Regions from separate parts of the Homo sapiens genome. Here region 2 is linked to region 1. A link is a contact called in ENCODE Hi-C or POLR2A ChIA-PET data. All regions are on one chromosome and are shown on one strand. Each heading gives the region's core, a stretch centred on a gene start or an enhancer-like site at or near the end of the contact. The rest is flanking DNA. Distances are from core to core; before and after follow the strand shown.

Region 1 (2,764 bases), core at 56-2,555:
CTAGACAATTAACATCTCAGTTTGCCATGTCTTTTTTTTTTTTTTTTTTTTTTTTGGTGAAATAAACAGAAATGTCCTATGAGAAAAGTCCTTACTGTTCTACTGGGTACTATCTGAGCCAATTTCCAGATTGAATTGGGGCCTTCCATCCAGGCACATACACTAATTAGGCTCTCCAATTTCCACCAGAGAATTTTAACTCTATCTCCATCTAAGCATTTGAGTTCATCTTTAATAATAGGTAATGTTTTCACTGTAAGATTTTATTATATTCATTTACCTAAAGCTCACTAGCACAAGTTTTTTATAAAGACTGGTGGCAGAAATCACTAGTCACCAATTTCTCTATTCTGAATTTTGTCCATGAGTTAATTCAGGCTGCCAACAGCTGTACAAGTTGACTATATCGTTTTCCTCTTGTAGAATTTCTTTTAACTATCTGTCATTATGCCACTGCTGAACAGAGATATTATCAAATACATAGCTGTGAAAGATAAGGTTATATTCAATGTGTCATTAATGAGTAAGTTTTACACTATATCACAGCATATATCTTTTATAAGGAATTTTGAGAAATATTCTACTTCAGTATCAAAATGTTTGGGTTTCCATTGAGCAGCTAGTTTTATTTTTACTTTACATGCTTTGAGGTGTTTGTAATTATATGGCTAGTTCTTTCTTTTTATCCACAAAACTTGTGAGCTGAACCAGAAGCCTCTGTTTACCAAAGTACAAGACTGTATAATATCATTTTTTGTATTCACTTTATCTCTGGAGTATCAGTTTGGTTATGTGGCTACATGTAACCAAAAAACCAAATAGGAGATGCGTTTTTCTAATATCTTGATTTCAGGGAGTTTGTGGTTGCTATTGTTAACATCTTTATAGCTCAGGGGATCCAGGCTCAAGGTCTCTAAAAACGCGTTGGTATTTTCTTTATGATCTTAAGATGACTGTTCCAACTCTAGCCATCCTGCCTTTGTTTGCAAAAGGAAGGAGGAAAGAAAAGAACGAAAGAAATATGGTTGGCCCTTTGAACAGCTGTTTCAGGCGCCTATTATTTCACATAAAACTCTTCAAAACTTAGTAGCTAAAAACATTTATCATCATATTTTATTCTGTGTATTGACAAAGCTTAACTGGCTTTCCTCACTTGGGATCTCTCATCTGATTACAGTCAGATTGTGTCTGGGACTGGAATCATCTAAATATTCAGCTGGGTTGGAAGTCCAAGATGACTCACTCTTGTGGCTGAGAGTTGATATTAGCTGTTGGCTGGGAGCTCAGCTGAAATGCCTACGCACAGCTTTGGCTTCTCATAGCGTGGCAGCTGGGTTCTAAGAGAAAGCTTCCCAACAGTAAGCATTTAAAGTGAAAGTGGCAAGTCTTCTTATAATCTGGTTTTACATGTTTGAGAATATTGCTTCTGCCACATTCTATTGGTCAAGCAAATCACTAAGGTGAGCTCAAACTCGCAGGAAGGAAATTAGATCCCACCTCATTGTGCGAAAAACAGCATATGTGAGCAAAGAGAGAAAGGACTCAATGGTGACTATTTTTGGAAACTATCTACCACTGTACTCTCTGCCTACCAGTATTCATGTTCCTCCCACATGCAAAATCAACTACGGTTTGAAGTCTAGGATTCATCATTCAAATAAAGTTCAAGGGGAAATGAGGGTCCAACTTCTCAGGTGCAATTCCTCAAGACTAGTTTCTTTTTAACAGAAGAATTTTGAACCAAAGAGACAAGTTACCTGCTCGGTAACACAATAAGTTATCTTCTCAACTGAATGCTCAATATAACAATGGTGATACAAGGTTATGAAACTGACAAAAAAAAAAAAAAGACAATTTTAAAAAAGACTGTGCTCTGGTAAAAGACAGCACTCACTCATCGATGGCAGTTCTGAAGTTTAACTGAGCACATGCCACCAGTTCCTTGACTGGGGCCCAGTCCTGCCCCAGATAATGTGCCTCTATGTCACTTGGCTCTGCCTTCTAGGCACCAGACTTTGTGCCCTACACTTCTTTCTTTTCCATTAGCAATCGCCTGTGTTTGCCGCTAAATATCTTTCTCAGCCTACTTCCTCCTAGAAAAAGTTTGAGTCCCCAATGACTCTTTTGAAAAAAATTCTGAACTGCCTCTATGACTTTTAATTCAGTCTTATTGAGGTTCACACCATTAGACAAATGTCAGCCCCACAGTTTATTTTTCGTCAGATAGATTCCTCTTCACTGTAGGATTAGAGTCTTGATACCGTGGGTTCCCAGCCTTAAGATTCCTAGGAGTCCTGTTATCTAGTTGAAAGAGTCTTTATAATACTCCTTCATATTCACAGATGCCTTTTTCTGATTGCAGCCCTGCCATAAATGTTTCTGAGGTGTCAATAAAGGGTCCTGTAATTGCTCTATTGAAGTTAACTCTACCCTGATGTCATGTGTTACTGAAAACACCTTGGGACTGAGTTTTACTCTGAGGCTATTTCTTATTTGGAGAAAAATTTTGCTACTTGGAGAAACTAGGGATGATAAATAATTTTATTTTTGAACACAGTAAGTCTTAAATCTTTTTTCCTCTCAATTTTTCTATAAAACACTGAATATTATCTTTCTAAAAATGTCATTCTCTCCGTGAGTACCTAATGTTATGCATCTAACAGAAACCAACTGGCACTTTCAACACTCTGCCCGGAAACCTCCTTATCCTGATATAGAATTCATTAGGACCATTTTCTGTTTACTAAATTACTGCAGTGTGTTA
Region 2 (2,942 bases), core at 425-2,924, 45 kb before region 1:
TGAATCTTGGGGGTACTGAACTGTAGATAGAACTTTAAGGTTGATTGGGAAATAAATCCATGCTGAACTTTTAGAAATGGAGGTCAGAAGAATTACCAAGTCTCACATCCTGAGCCTTAGGTCCTAAAAGGGAAGACAAAGAAATCCATGTCAAGACAAAGAGGAGATATGACAAGGAAACTATGTGTTACATACTTTCATATGGAATACTTCAAAGCCAAACTATATAACGTTGATTTAGGATTTACTTTACCTGGGGGTGTCTGCCAACATGCCTTCAACAGGAGACAAACATAATCACAGGAAGTGATTGTATGTACTGAATTACAAGGAGTTGGGAGAGAAAAGGTATCTATCAAGGAAAACAAGGTTGCAGTGTCCTGAACATACATGAACACGCTTTTGATTTTTTTTTTTTTTTTGACCTTTGGGTGTTAGCAGTAAACACTTCATTAGAATTCAGCAGTAGCAGTATACCTCGTTGAAGGAACTTTCTAGTTAAGGATGCACGTGGTCGAGATTGTGGTAGGGGCAGAGCTGGATAACTGTCAAGCTAATAGAGAGGGTTTTTTTAAAAATATGAAAAAATGCTAAAGGAATTCAAAACTACAATAATCTGCGAACTTCAACATGGAGTCATATACATTTTAATAGCTCCTGAGAGTTTATATCAAAGTCACTAATTATAATGATCCTGAGAGGTTAAAAAGAGACTTTTAAAATATCTCATTTTCTTCTGTATAGGATGGCAGGAATATCTTTAGCATTGAATACAGTTCTATATAGAATGCTGAGAAGTTAAAAGTAGTACAAAAAGCCAGTTTGGCTTTTGAAAGGATAAACTTCAGTTATTCATAGTGTATATGAGGAAAACTGTGTTTTTAGAATATGGTAAATTTGCATACCAAAAGGACAAAAATAAAACTCAGCATAGGATACAAACTAAATATTAGGGATTCTAGTTGGGTTAGAGTATGACAGTTGCCTGGATCATGCCTAAAACATCCTAAATGAAATCTTAGAGCTCCTGATGTGAGTACATGTTTAATATATTTAAATATTCCAGTACTTTATTTTTTTGTCCTGAGTCAGAAAGCTGTTGCCTCCAGAGGTCCATATTACGATTTTAAATTTGGCTAGCTCCCTTAGATTTTGTTGTGGTATGTATCTGGAAATGATGTTCTTTCAGGCTTGTTTTATTCCAAGGGTGATAATTTATATATAAAAATTTAGATATCTTTCTTATACAGAGAAAATGGAAGATATATTGCCAATCTATATATTTTACTCAATTAATTTGTTTAGCAATATTTATCAGGCATCAACTTTATGACAGAAGTTGTGTGCTGTGGCTACTGTGGTGAGTAAGAACAGATACAGCTCCTGCTCTCATGGAATCAAATGTCTGGTAGGGATGACAAATAGTTACTTAAATAAGTATACAAGTGAACTTTTCATAAGCACTTTAAAGGACATGTATATAGTTTCAGTGGAAGCCAATAGTAGAGGTTTGTGACCTAGTTAGGTAGAACAGAAAAGGGTTTCCTGAGGAAGTTATATTTAAGCTGACAGCTGAAAGATGAGCAGGCATTCACACAGCAGTATTGTGGTAGGTGAGAGAAGACTGTGAGGCCAATGGCAGAGAAAGCATGGCCATCATGAGGAACTGAGAGAAGGCTGTGCGGCTGGAGTTCAGAACCTGGAGTGGAATGTGGAGCAAAGAACAAGATGAGGCTAAAAATGAAAGATGAGCCATCCTGTGCTCATCTTTGTAGGCCATATATTATAGACTGATTACTTAATGTTGAGTAATAGGAAACCATTGAAGGTTTTAGAGAATGAAGGGAAGGTTAATGGATAGCCGGAGTAGGCAGAGATAGTGAATTAGGAAGCTATTTTAGTCAGCAGAGGAAGAGATGATAGGATAGCAGTGGTATGGTAAGCAATATAAATGAATTTAAATTATTTTTAGGAAGTACAATCAATAATACCTTGTGATTGTGGCAGCCATGGAGATACACTAATCAGACCTCCATTCAAGAGAACATGCTACGGGAAGCAAAGTGGCTTGACATCTTCCTGCTGTCACAGATTTGGGTCCATCACAGCATTCATGCCAGGACAATAACCCCTAAACTTGTCCCTAGCCGATGACTGAGTGGAGCAGAGCCTGGCCATCCTGACTAACAGGGAACTCCGCTAATGGGCAGCCTTTGCTTACAGGCATGCCACTGGCCTGGTGAAGACTCTTCCAGAACTGCACTGCAAGCTACAGCTCTTTCTAGCTGGTCATCCTTCCTTTCCACTCTTTCACAGGTGTCAGATCTCTATTACCCTTTGTAAGATCTCCTTAATTTCCCTTTCCTCTCTCTCTTTATCCTTCACAGGCCCTTCCCTAACAATTCTCTTGTATTCTATATTAATTTGTTAGAGCTGTTGCAAAAAAGTACAAGTGGGCTGGCTTAAACAACAGAAATTTATTGTCTCACAGTTCTGGAGGCTAGAAATCCAAAATCAAGATACTGGCAGGGCTGGTTCCTTCTGAGGTCTGTGAGGGAAGGATCTGTTCTGGGCCTCTCTTGATCTTTTTAATGATGTTTTCATGTTCACATGGCGTTCTGCCTGTGTGCGTGTCTGTCTCCAAAATTTCCCTGTTTATAAGGACATCAGTCACATTGGATGAGGGCCTACCTTAATGATCTCATTTTAACTTGATTACCTCTATAAAGACCTTATTTCTAAATAAGGCCACATTTTGCAGTACCGGGGATTAGGACTTCAACATATGAATTTTTGGAAGACGCAGTTCAACCTGTAACATGCAGACATATCCCTTATTAGTATCTGATTCTTGAAGAAGTGGAAGTGACAACTGATGGATTGGGTTGTGGAAATGGGGAATAAAGATGAGAATGATGTCAGATTGGTCAAAAGAATTTTTA

Evidence for each region. A loop is a pair of places that touch in the nucleus more often than their neighbours do. ChIA-PET counts read pairs that join two places held with the same protein, here RNA polymerase II (POLR2A). Pooled maps may share reads with other maps.
Region 2: a map of psoas muscle shows a loop between it and region 1 (2.6-fold over the local background). The contact joins two enhancer-like sites. A Hi-C loop is called at or near these places in 2 of 168 maps with a recorded cell type or tissue (HepG2 and psoas muscle) and 7 of 50 pooled maps. POLR2A ChIA-PET finds 5 or more read pairs at or near these places in 1 of 52 experiments (Panc1).

What each region holds. Positions count from the first base shown.
Region 1 is chr5:100,594,411-100,597,174 of GRCh38, forward strand. No RefSeq gene overlaps it. Among named protein-coding and RNA genes, the nearest start is that of FAM174A, 60 kb to the left of the region's middle. Within about 2 kb of position 1,306, at least 6 of the 41 ENCODE cell types and tissues checked have a DNase peak (open chromatin) inside an H3K27ac peak, as active enhancers do.
Region 2 is chr5:100,549,202-100,552,143 of GRCh38, forward strand. The region is part of intron 1 of FAM174A (family with sequence similarity 174 member A); the gene reads left to right. Among named protein-coding and RNA genes, the nearest start is that of FAM174A, 15 kb to the left of the region's middle. Within about 2 kb of position 1,675, at least 2 of the 41 ENCODE cell types and tissues checked have a DNase peak (open chromatin) inside an H3K27ac peak, as active enhancers do.